3 separate regions of the Homo sapiens genome follow, and all the other regions are linked to region 3. Evidence: chromatin loops called from intact Hi-C (ENCODE). Cell type or tissue: PC-9. All regions are shown on one strand. Region 1 overlaps LOC101928004 (a long non-coding RNA gene). Region 2 has its middle 42 kb from the start of LINC03055. Region 3 has its middle 81 kb from the start of LINC03055.

Region 1 (4,000 bases), 69 kb after region 3:
CTTGCACCATAAATCCACTGCCCTCGCTGGAGCATCAGCTTCCGAAGGGGCAGGGCCCAGCTGTGGTGTTGACCAGAGCAGGCGGACGGAGCTGTGGGGACGCGGGTGGGGAACACGTGGGCAGGGAGTCTGGCCGGGAATCGAGATTGCTTTTCAAGAATTTTTACATGGGCAAGAGATTTTAAAAGATTGGCTCGGAGTTTGGCCTTAGGAGATACGCCAAACTCTATTTTGCATCTTAGCCTGAAAGGGAGCTTGATTTCTCTTTGGAGTGAATTGGCAGATGCAAGAGAACTTGGGAATGGAACTCACATAGGCAAAGTTTTCATTGCAGGTTGAAGTATTTGCAGGAGAAATGAGAAGCCGGCAGAGGCCAGACCCTGTGAGCCCATAGAGGCTGGGATTTATCCTGAGTGCCACAGAAAGATTTTGGATTTAAGTTTTAAAATGGTTATTCTATCTGCCGTGGAGAGAACAGATTATAGGGGTGGAGATGAGAATGGAAGCAAAAAGGCAACGTAGGAGTATAGAAGTCCATGCAAGTGATGGTGACGTGGACGAAGAGGAAGTGTGAAAATGGTGGCTCAGAGGTGGGGTGAACAGACAGTGGGAAAAATTAGGGCTACTTCCAGGGATTCTGGCATGTGCGGTGGAGGGGATAGGGATGTCACTGAGACAGAAGCCTGGAGGAGGAGCAAGTTTGTTGATGAGATTGAGAGTTTAGTTTGGGACATGTTGGGTTGAAAACACTTATCCATGCCGATGTTTTAAACAGACACTTGGATATATGGGTCTGCAGATATGAAAGCTCAGGGCTAAGAGAAACTGGGGAGTCACCTTATAGATGGCAATCAAAAAGGTGTTTGGGCCACAGTTACTCTGTGCTGTTGACACTATCATTGTTGTCACCTTTTGCCTCTCCCTGGCCACCCCAATAACACCAGGCGGGCTTTAGGTCATGGATGCAATCTCACGCATTGCTGTTCCCCCTCTGTCTAGCATCTGTTTTTATTTTTCCAGCTGGACCAAAAAGTGACACCACTGCTACCATACATGGTACAAAAGCTTCTTATCCTGACTCTAGACAAGCAGAATTCCTCCCAAGTTCCCCATTTCTGCCTTTTTGCATCATCTGTCTCAAGTTTTCTGCTCTTAACATTCTCCCCATCTGTTGACATTTTTATGGTGGGTCTAGCCTTATTGTCACTAAACATCGTTGATTTACTTTATTTTATCCATGTTGCTTGAAGTACGTGATTAGTTTTTAGTACATTCTAATGACTAAATTCTGATAGCTGACTTTACAAAATGCTTCTAGGTGTATGTCTAACCAGCTGATGATCAGGGCATCCCTGTTCACGGTGGGGACTGGTGGGGACGTCACTTGGTGATGCCCATTAAGAAGGCAGGTTGCAGTGGGTCATTCTGTGTATGCTTAACATGTTAAATGCAGTTTCCATTTTACATAGCTGCGTCGTCTGTTCTAATTAAATAGTAACAAATGTTCCATTCAGTGGATTCTTCATATAAAATGACTCAAACAACTTTCCCCTCCCCCAAATAAGGCTGGAAACGGATGCACACTTGTGCCATGGAGTTAAAACCTGCACTCGTGTGTCCAAAGCCTGAACAGATGCACTGGGACAGCTGAGTGTTGCTTTGTTGATTGGCAGGGGGTTGATTGTGGTCTAATGCGGAGCCTTAGCGCTGCTGTTTGATCCCAGGACAGGTCTCTTTCTCCCCATATCAGTGAGCCTCATCCCCCACTTAATCATGAAGTGCTTAATCATGAGGCTCAGAAGGAACTGACAGAGCCTCCCGCCCCAGCACCTTGCCAGGGGTGCCCCCAGCTCTGCCTACTCCTAGTGTGTTTAGCCTTTGCGGATTCCTAGATTCCTCCTGGACTGGATCTTCAGATTTCAACCCCCTTTGGGAGACTCGTTACTGTTAACTGGGATGGCAGTGCGGATCCAGGAGTCAGGAGAGTATGTGCTGTACAGGAAAGTGTGTAGAAGGTCAGATGGCTCACAGCGGGCGTGGAGCACAAGAAGCAAAGAGAAGCAGGTTGGAGCTCTGTCTGGGGGAGAACGGCCAGGTCAAGGCAGAGGCTGAAACGAGCTTAGAAAGCAGATTGAGAGGGAAAGACTGGGTGAGGGTGGGGTGGTGGTGGAGAACCAGGCCAGAGGGTCATGGAAGCCAGGGGAGAAGAAATTTCCAGGAGGAAGAGTGATGAGTCAGTGCCCCGCAGAGGTTATTAAGACACAATAGAAGTGTCCATTAGACTTGGAAATTCAGCAGTAACCAGTGTGATAAGAGCTGGTTAATGGACATGTGGTGGGTCCCAACACCAGCCTACAGGAGGTTAGTAAGTAGGACAGTGAAAGTACTTTTAGAAAATTTGGCAAAGAGGGGCAGAAGTTAGAGGGAATGCCAAAGCTGCTGGAGGAATCTGATCGCTAGTTTCTGTGTGTAAGGTTTTCTGCTGTTTTGCTCGGAGGCAGGGGTTTATAATGGTATTTACTTCACGAAGGCTCAAGTCTCCAGCGGTGTGTCTGGAGGGGGTTATATATGCCAGAAAGGGGTTGGAGTAACAAACCAAGAGATCTGCCCACTTTTTAACCACCCACTCTTCTGCTCGACAGCTGCACCTGTGCCTTTGCAATTCAAACCTAGGGACTCGCCACCCTCAGTGCCCAGTCAAAACCCGCTAAAGCCCTGGCAAGGAAGCCGTTTGGTGCAATTCCTGCTATCCCTGGGAGAGTATTTTTGTTGTCTTCATTATGGTTTTGCTTTTCCCTGGAGAGAATTGTGATGGGTACGACGAAGGGCACACCTGGAGAGAGGGTGAAGAGAACAGGGAGGGGATGCTAGCGCAGAGAGGAGAATGAGGTCTGCACAGCAGTGTCAGGCCAGTGAAGGCAGGAGCGAGCAGGAGGCAGGGCAGGGGTGAGTTGCAGAGCTCAGGGCATTCATGACTGGCCAGCTCACCTTTCCCTGTTTAGTAGGGGGCAAGGCTTCCTATTGTGCAGGATGACGAGGGAGCCATGAGGCTCCAGGAAAAAATCTGAGGCTGAACTGTTGTGGGGGCTGAGAGGGAGCTGAATGGGGCTGGGAGAGGACTGTCTCATCACCATGGCCCGATCAAGGCTAAGGATGCAGACTTGGTGTCCCTGGCGCAAGTGGTCCAGAGTTTCTTCCATCAGTGCCATCAAGATGGGGGAAGGAAGAAAGTACGTGGGAATTAGGGGAGAGGTCAAGACTGTAAGGCAGGTGAGATTATGGGCTGATGGGTCAGAGGATCTGGGGGTCATGAGCAAGTCATCCTTTCTCTAGCCCCTCCCACCCCAGCCTCTTTATTGAAAAGCTGGTTTATTTCACTCCTGTGTTTTGATACAGAGAGAGGCCGGTGGGAGCATTTTTCCTTCTGGTAATCCATGCGCTGAAACAAGACCTGGCAGTGAGGAAGGGCCAGGAAAGGAGGCAGGTGGGACTGGTTGGCAGTGGGAGGCAGAAGAACTATGCTGATAGACCAGACCTAGCGTGTGATTTTTCTTATTAGGCTTTGTTTTTAGAGCAGTTTTAGGCTCACAGCATAACTGAACAGAAAGTACAGAGTTCCCATATGCCTGCCCCCACCCCTAAACGGTTGCTTCCATCAACATCCTGTACCGGCGTGGTCCATTTGTAACAGCTGATGAACTGACATTAACACATCATTTTCACCCAAAGTTCACAGTTTGTATTAGCGTTTACTCTTGGTGTTGTACATTCTATGGGTTTAGACAAATGTATTATGCCATGAATCCATCACTGTAATATACAGTTTCATTGCCCTAAAAATCCTCTGTTCTCCACCTAGTCATCCTTCCCTCCCCTCTAACTCCTGGCAACCACTGATCATCTTCCTGTCTCCATAGTTGTCTTTTCCAGCATGTCACATAGTTGGACTCATACAGCATGTGTAGCCTTTTCAGATTGGCTTTGTTTACTTAGCAATATG
Region 2 (4,000 bases), 120 kb before region 3:
CCTGTAATCCCAGCAATTTGGGAGGCTGAGGTGGGAGGATCGCTTGAGCCCAGGAGTTTGAGATCGCTTGGGCAACACAGTGACAGCCCATCTCTACAAAAAATAAAAAAAATTAGCCAGGTTTAGCGGGGAGCAACCGTAGCCCTGGCAACTTGGGGGAGGCTGAGGGTGGAGGATCCCTTGAACTCAGAAGTTGAAGGCTGTAGTGAGCCATGATTGCACCACGGCACTGCAGCCTAGGCAACAGAGGAAGGCCTTGTCTCAAAAAAAAAAAAAAGAAAAAAAGAGAAGACCAAGGTCAAATGAGGTGGAGTCAAACCTGTTCTCAAATTGAGGGGTGAACACGGGGGCTGGGGTTGGAACCTGGCCCGTGCAGGCATTGGAGAGGAGCCAGTTAAGACGCCTGCCTAGGCCGGGCGCGGTGGCTCACGCCTGTAATCCCAGCACTTTGGGAGGCCGAGGCGGGCGGATCAGGAGGTCAGGAGATCGAGACCATCCTGGCTAAAACGGTGAAACCCCATCTCTACTAAAAATACAAAAAATTAGGTGGGCGTGGTGGTGGGCACCTGTAGTCCCAGCTACTCGGGAGGCAGAGGCAGGAGAATGGCGTGAACCTGGGAGGCGGAACTTGCAGTGAGCCAAGATCGCGCCACTGCACTCCAGCCTGGGCGACAGAGCGAGACGCCGCTCAAAAAAAAAAAAAAGACACCTGCCTAGGGGTGAGTATCGGGCTTCTGCTGTGAGGAGGGGTCGAGATACCTACAGGCCCTCTACTGTTAGTTCTGGACACAGGATAGATGGCTGGGCTGGCTTTGTTTAAGGCATAGGGTCAAAGAAGACACTTTCTAAATCTCAAGAGCTCAGCCTTAGTAGGTTTCCACCCAGGACGTCCGTGCGCCATACCGTGCCCTGTGCCTTCTTCACTCCCTCTGGCCTCCCTCTCTGTACAGATTCCTAGCATTTTGCCTACCCTGGGGGAATTCTACCCAGCCTATTTCACTTGACTTTTCCTTTTGGCGTGGGGCAGAGACAGCACTAGTTGTGACACTATGGTATTTCACTAAAAATCAAGCCACATGTCCCTTTTACTAAGTCAGCCCCACTCTCACCCTCTAGTGTTTGCCCAGCACATGTTCAGCCACATCCCTTGTGTGAGCTTGGTGGGTGGCTTCCGCACGGCGCCTGGTCCTCATTCTGCCCCACCCCTGCTACCCTCCTCTGCAGGGCTTCAGGGTTGTGATCCTCGGTCCTACTTCTCCCTGGCTGACCTGACCCCTTCAAGCCCAGTGACCCCCTTCCCTCAGCGTCTCTGCCACTCTGCATAGCCACACCCCGTAGGAGGCTCCACCCTCCGGATGGCCATCTCGGAAATGGCTTTGTAGCCACCACCCCGTCCTTCCATGGGTCCCACTCACTCGTTCCTGCTAAGCCTCTTCTTCGCCTTTATCGCGGCCCCTGGAGCCCCTCCTTGTGTTTGGCACTGTGGACCCGTCCTGGTTGCATCTGTTCCCTCCCTCCCTCCCTTTGTGGTGAAATGATTTGGCAAAGTTCTCAAAAGCACCTCCCTTTTCTTACCCTCTTGACCTTCCCCTGTGTCTCCCTGGGCAATCCTTTCATCTACTCCTGATCCCAAAGTGCTGAATTCCACTGAAGAGATTTGTGCCCCGAAAGTAATTGGACGCCCTGCCCAGTCCTGCTGGGGACGCTCCCAGTGCCTTCAGGCATGGTCCTCTGACTCCGTTTTTAGCTCCCTATCAGATTCCCAGGACAGCTGCTCCAAATCTTTTCCACTCTCCTCCAGCCCTAACTGACCCTGCTCGTTCCCCTCTCCAGAACAGACCTCTTCACTGCATTGGCTAAGCAAACCACCCCTCCCCACTACGGAGATTGCTGACTTTTTTTTTTTTTTAATGGGGATAATTTCTCATTCTCTTTTTCTTTCATTTTGTTTTGGGGGAGAAATGTTCCTTATTCTTTCTAAGGCTAAAGCCCCCACCCTTGCTGCTAACCTTCTCTTTATTTATTTATTTATTTTTATTTTTGAGACAGGGTCTCACTGTCACCCAGGCTGGAGTGAAGTGGTGCAATCATAGCTCTCTGCAGCCTTGACCTCCCAGGCTCAAATGATCCTCCTGCCCCAGCCTCCTGAGTAGCTGGGACTACAGGCGTGAGCCACGGTGCCTGGTCTCTCTTCTTTCTCTGCGATCCTGCTCAGCTGTCACTTCTTCTCATCTTAAACCTCCTTTTCCTCTGAGCCCTGAATCTTGAGACTTTCTCTAGTTTCCTTCATCTTACAAAACAACCAGCAGCAAAGCTCTTATCTTGTTTTCCTCCTGCCTCCCTCCTTTCTCTGTCATCTTCCTCATTTTCTCAACCCCTTACCATCCGAGTTCCCCTGTCCCCATGAACTAGCCACACGGAGCTAATGTCCCTAAACTATGCCTTGCCATCTCCCCCTCCCAGGGAGGCAGCCGGCGAAGTGGAGAAAGTCCTGGCATTGGAGTCAGCCTTGCAGGGGTTCACATCTGGGCTTTGCCCCGTATGCGTTATATACTCCTGACCCTCATTTGATACATTTTTAATCTTTCCGAAGTCCAGTTCCCTCCTCTGAAAAATGGAAGCAGTGATACCTAATTTATTTGGTTGTTGTGAGTATAAATGAATTTATACTTCTAAAGTGTCCAACATACAGTTGGTGTAAAATTTTAAAAAATGATTCCCATTTATCCCTTGCTTTAGCTAATGCTGATTCCTTCATGCGGTATGCCTTTGCCTTCTTCCACGTACCTGTTGGATTTCCACCCGCCTCTCAAGGACTAGGTACTTCCTTCCCTTTTCAGCTGCTGGGCCCAAGTCCTTGAAGTTATTTTTCCCTCTGAACCTTGTTTCTCTATTGCAGCAGGTGCTGTGGTCTGCCTTGTATCAGGATCGTTGGTACATGTTTGTCTGGCCTGCATACAATCAGGAGCCTCTGGGGGCAGCGATATTGAACTCACCTTTGCATCCCTCTAGAGTACCTTTGGAGAGTCTTGCATATAACAGTTCCTCAGTGACAGCTAAATTTAAAAGAATTGCTTGCTGTGAGTATACCTTAATAATTTGAAAAACAATTCTAGCTGATTTGGTTCCCACACATGAATATACTTCCAAATCTTGTAGAGTTTACAATGAAATAGAGATTTACAATGTAAAGGTCTTCTAATGAACACCCTCAGGTCTGGCCAGATTTTGGGAGGTCCTTATGCTGCCTTGTGGACATTATTTGTCTTCAGGTTACTAAGGTCCTGTGTCGGCAAGTAGTTAAGACATTCGCTGCCTGGTGGAATTGATCACATTTCTCGTGTTAAAGGAAATGGCCAGGCTAGCAGATATCTGAGATTCCTTCCAACTTGAACGAACTATGACTCAGTGATCATGTTTAGAGTGTGATGTAATGAAGATACTCATTTGTAAAAGTGACCAAGGATGCTTCTCATGTTTGTCCTGTAATGAAAGTTCAAAAAGAAGGGTTAGGGTTAGGTTAGGGTTTAAGGTTAGGCTTGGGGGCTGTTTTCTCAAGTGCATTAGTTAATTCATTTTTTTCATGCCATCAATACTGAGCACGGACTGTGTGTGCCCAGTTTGGTGTTGGGCACTGGGAACAAGACAAGTCAAGCTCAGTCTCAGCATAACCCAGTTGGCATCTGGCACACTCTTCTTGGGAAATAGAGACAGATGCATGGAGGTGGGCCGTGGGCTGGGCGACTGCCTGGGCTTAGTGGCCAGTGTCAGAGAGGACAGTCTGGAGGGACAGTCTTCAGCAGTAGTAGCACCTGCCCCTCCTGGCAGGACCCTCCACATGGTTACTCGGGTCATGAGTCCCTGGGCTTGTCACATTATCCACAGGCCGGCTGAAATGCCTTCTGCTATACACACCACGCTTCCCTCAATTCATCTTTCAATCTGGAGGATTTACAAAGATTTATACCATTAAGAGCAAGATCTCAACAACATGCCGTAT
Region 3 (4,000 bases):
GCCTCCCAAAGTGCTGGGATTAAAGGCGTGTGCCACCAAGCCCGGCTCGTGCAGCTGCATTTATTAGGAAAAGGTTACAGGTAAGAGAAAGTCCTGAATAGCTGTAGCTTAAATATGAGAGAGACATTTGTTTCTCTCCCAGGTTAAAGGCCAAGAAGCCCCCAGTCCAGGAGGGGTTTGGCAACGCCACAATTCTTAGGACCCCGGCTCCTTCCGCATCTCTTCTTTGCCATCCTCCATGTGTCTCCCTGTCTTAGTTTGGGTTCTCTAAAAACCAGAGACTGAGGCCAAAGCTAATGTACAAATACTTTCTTGAGGAATGCAACTCCAGGAAGCAAGAGGAAGGGGGAAAGAGGTGAGGCCGAGAAGGAAGGAGTAGAATACAAAGGGGTGCTTTACGAGGCCGGCCCCAGCTTTCAACAAATGCAGCTAATTGTTTAGTTTCACAGAGTGTCTCTAGAAAGGCCCACTGGGGCTTGGAATAATACATATGAGAAGAAGGGAGAAAAATTTGCCTGGCCATGTCCCCCATTAGTCAAAGTTGGCTTCACGGGGCAGCAGGACTCCACACTTCCAGGTGGCACCAGCTGGCATCTCCTAGCTGGGAAAAGCAGCTCCTGAAACAGCAGCAGGAGCATCTGCATTGTGAACACAGGACCTGGGGCCAGTAAGTGAGCGGGTGTGAGTCAGGGGGACTCTCCACCTGCCCATCTCAGCCCAACAGACCTTGTCTGGAAAGGCCGTGTGTCTACCTGAATGAGTAGATCCCCGGGTTTCTTGCTCTTCACAGTAACAGGGAAGCCCTGAGGCAGGTGGTGGGAGGCATGTGACGCGAGGCATGAAGCAATGTGCTGTTGGGTTGTGCCTACAAGCAACATGGGAAGTCAGGAACATCCACCACCATGGGCCCAGCCTGGCCAGGCAGGTGAAATGTCATGGCACAGTAATCTCTGCCACCAGATGGCATGAAACTCAATGAACCTCATTTAAAAAAATAAAAACTCTTTCATGGTTTACAAGAAGGTGGTGATGTCAGGTGATCCTCTCAGAAGTTTAATGTGGTACTGAGCAGAGGAACCACACTTGAGCAGATCCTGGGAAGTAGATACACTGGCTGAGACATAGACTTCATATGCCAAAGTGGCTGCATGAGCTCCGGCCATCATGTCCACATTCCTGCTAACAAGGATGGTGGAAAGGAAAGACTGAGGCACATTGCCTTTATCTGTGGTCACTTCTAAAAAGTTGGACACTATGCTGGGCATGGTGGCACCGGCCTGTTGTCTCTGCTTCTGGGGAGGCTGAGGTGGAAGGATTGCTTGAGTCAGGAGTTTGAGTTCGCATCTCTAAAATAAAAAAGAAAGTTGCACACAGCATACCTGCTGACTTTTCACTGGCCCAGACTTAGTCCTAATGCCACACCTAGAAGTAAAGCAAAGGCAATATTCTGAGAGATCTCATGCATAGCTGAAAATTGCCAGAATGGTAAAATAGAATATTGAGACGAATTGGCAGCTTATGGCACAGCTGCCAGGGTTGGGAGCGCCTGAGGGGGCACTGCAGAGTGTGCCCAGTGTGTGCTCCCATTTCAAATGGGCATGAGCAGGATGGGAGGGGGAGGAAGGAGAGTGGAGATAAGGGAATGGCGGTGTGGAAGAGGTTCAGGGGAAGACAGAGATGCAAAAGAAGAAGGGAGAGGGAGGAGACAGGCAGTGAGAAACGAGGGTGAGGCAGAAAGAGGGACAAGAGGATTGCCCCACCTGCAGATGGGACTCGTTTTGTTTCTGTGGAAACCATGGAGTTTTTAGTGGGCAACAGATGAGGATGAGGATGAGGGTGGGTTCTTGCCGGCAGCAGCACCTCTGTCCAGCCAGGGCTGATGTCGTGCTAGCCTTGGCCTGTACCCTACCCTCCTCCTGCCCCTTGCCCTAAAACCCAGCCAGGCAGACACTGCCTCCCCCTTTTCTACCTCCTGCCTCCTTCCCCTCCCATAGTCTTGGAGCAGGAAGTCAGACATATTCCTTCTAGGGTCATGTGGACTAGATTCACCCCATCAGCTTGGCATCAGCCTCAGGCTCTTCTGTGGCCCTCTTGCACCTGTACTCTGAAATGGCCTTTCTTGTTTCCAAAAAGCTTCTGGGGAGATGGAAATAAGGTCCAATCTGCAGGACATTATGGCCAAATCAAGGATCCCTAGCCACTTCTGGGGCACTAAGATTGCAGAAGGATCATAGACAGCATTTGCTTAGGACAGACATCACGATGGAACAGAACCGTGAAGAGAGGTGCCCTCCTCGCCTAGTGGTGTCCTGAACTGAAGCTAGCTGGGTGCTTCCCCAAACCTGCGTTAACTGAAACCAGCCAGGTTCCTCCCTGCCCGGCCTCATTACTCATCTTGCCACATCTTTCTTCCTCCCTGAAGGAGGAGCCTGGCCCCAGGTGTGTCTCAGCACTGCAAGACGCTTGGTGCTCGCCCGGCCTCGAAGGCTCACTCATGACAGAGGCATCCATGTACCCCTGGGACACGTCACGGGGTGTGTCCAGCACCAGGAAAGGATCTGCCTTTTTGTGTTTCCCTCCCCTGAGGCAGGGCAGGAGTCGGGCAGGGACTCGCTGGACTGTGAGGAGAAGCAGTGTGTCCTCACCTTTCCACCTTCCTCTGGCCACAGCTTTAGCTGCTGAATGATAACAAGGCTGCCTGCCGATCTCATAAGAGGGCATCTTGGGCAAGGCAAGGAGAAAGGGCTTTGGAGTCTTGAGTTCAAATCCCGGCTCCCCCAGCTGCTGTGCAACCGTGATGTATGACAGCCTCTCTGGGCCTCAGTGTTTGTATCTGCAAGATGAGGCTCTGACATAGACCTGATTAGGTTATGGTGAGGATTACACAATCCCTGCTTGAAAGGCACCTGGCTTGTTCTGAGTAAACCCTGTGACTCCCTTTAATTCCTGGTGGGTGGCTTGCTTGTGCCCTCATGAGGTTCAGCACTTGGCAGTACCCTGTCACCTGTTCATCATTAGCAATGACGGACGCAATGCTTCCTCTGTGACAAAGCCTCATCCGACAGAGCAGGACTGCAGGGCTTCTCCAGGGCTTGGGGAGGGGGACAAGGGCAGTGCGCACAGTTCCTTTTTGTTTGCTGATGCCACACTAGGCACGTGAAAGGGCTGGGTCAGAGAACCCAGCTTGGCCCACGCTGTCTCGGTTGGTGGCCGTCCTCACCTTCCTCACCCTTCAGATCCCGTAGGGAGCCCCTGCGGTGGTGCCATGGACGGGAAGCATCCCACCGTGCTTGTGGCTCACCTCGAGGTCCAGGTGTCACTGCATGGCCTGAAAAGGACTGTCTCCGAGCAGGTGCTCCCTCATCTCCCCTCTCCCGATTTCTACAACATCCTCTTCCCTGGCTCCTCGCCACTCCCTCCACTCTTTTTTCTTTAAACTTTTATTAAAGAATAACATCCCTCAATTTTTTTCCCTCCAACAAAGAACAAGCTCATGACCAAGAACAAAGAGGACATCTTGACCGTGTAAGTAATGATGACCGCTCTGTCCCCAGCTCATAGGGACCCTGAGGACTCCAGGTTGCCTCCCTATGTTGGCTCCTGATTCAAGCAGATGGCAGGGGGGTGTGTCCCAAGGAGCTGGGTGCTGATGTCAGGAGCCCAGCACCCTTGTGGAAGCCAAGAACGACACTGAGGGGGCAAGAAGAGACTGTGATGAGCTAAGTGATGGTGTTGTCCCCAGCACGCAACAAGGGCTGGTGCGGCAACTGGCGACCTGAGAGGGAGGGCTGGTCCCAGCAGGGAGGTGTTCATAGAAGGGAGAGATTTTCGGTGAGGAGTGGCAGCACAGTCATTCTCAACCCAGTGTGTCTTGGGAGATGCCTATGGGGTGGAAGTTGGATGATCAGGCTGTTATTGGGTCAATCTGATTCAAGGAGAGGGAGGAGAGGTGACGTGGCCAGAAGGAGGGCAGGAGGGTGGACAGCAGAGAATGCAGCCG

The links. A loop is a pair of places that touch in the nucleus more often than their neighbours do. Peaks named below come from ENCODE experiments on the same cell type or tissue, not always from the same donor. Only the 100,000 strongest peaks of a DNase experiment are listed, where the experiment ranks them.
Region 1: it touches region 3 in a loop (2.9-fold over the local background); 2 of 110 quality-filtered maps call a loop at or near these places.
Region 2: it touches region 3 in a loop (6-fold over the local background); 4 of 110 quality-filtered maps call a loop at or near these places.

What each region holds. Positions count from the first base shown.
Region 1 is chr6:6,732,935-6,736,934 of GRCh38, reverse strand. All of the region lies in intron 2 of LOC101928004 (a long non-coding RNA gene), which reads left to right. It overlaps LOC101928047 (a long non-coding RNA gene), which reads right to left. Exons shown (of 6, transcript XR_001743949.2): 6 at 3,544-4,000. Among named protein-coding and RNA genes, the nearest start is that of LY86-AS1, 110 kb to the right of the region's middle. In PC-9, no CTCF peak of the experiment used is centred here; a DNase peak (open chromatin) is centred at 2,014; H3K27ac peaks cover 1,364 bases.
Region 2 is chr6:6,925,371-6,929,370 of GRCh38, reverse strand. No RefSeq gene overlaps it. Among named protein-coding and RNA genes, the nearest start is that of LINC03055, 42 kb to the right of the region's middle. In PC-9, no CTCF peak of the experiment used is centred here; no DNase peak of the experiment used is centred here.
Region 3 is chr6:6,802,241-6,806,240 of GRCh38, reverse strand. No RefSeq gene overlaps it. Among named protein-coding and RNA genes, the nearest start is that of LINC03055, 81 kb to the left of the region's middle. RefSeq lists enhancers at 2,048-2,187, 2,198-2,257, 2,508-2,687, 1,997-3,196. In PC-9, no CTCF peak of the experiment used is centred here; a DNase peak (open chromatin) is centred at 2,490; H3K4me3 peaks cover 312 bases; H3K27ac peaks cover 3,298 bases.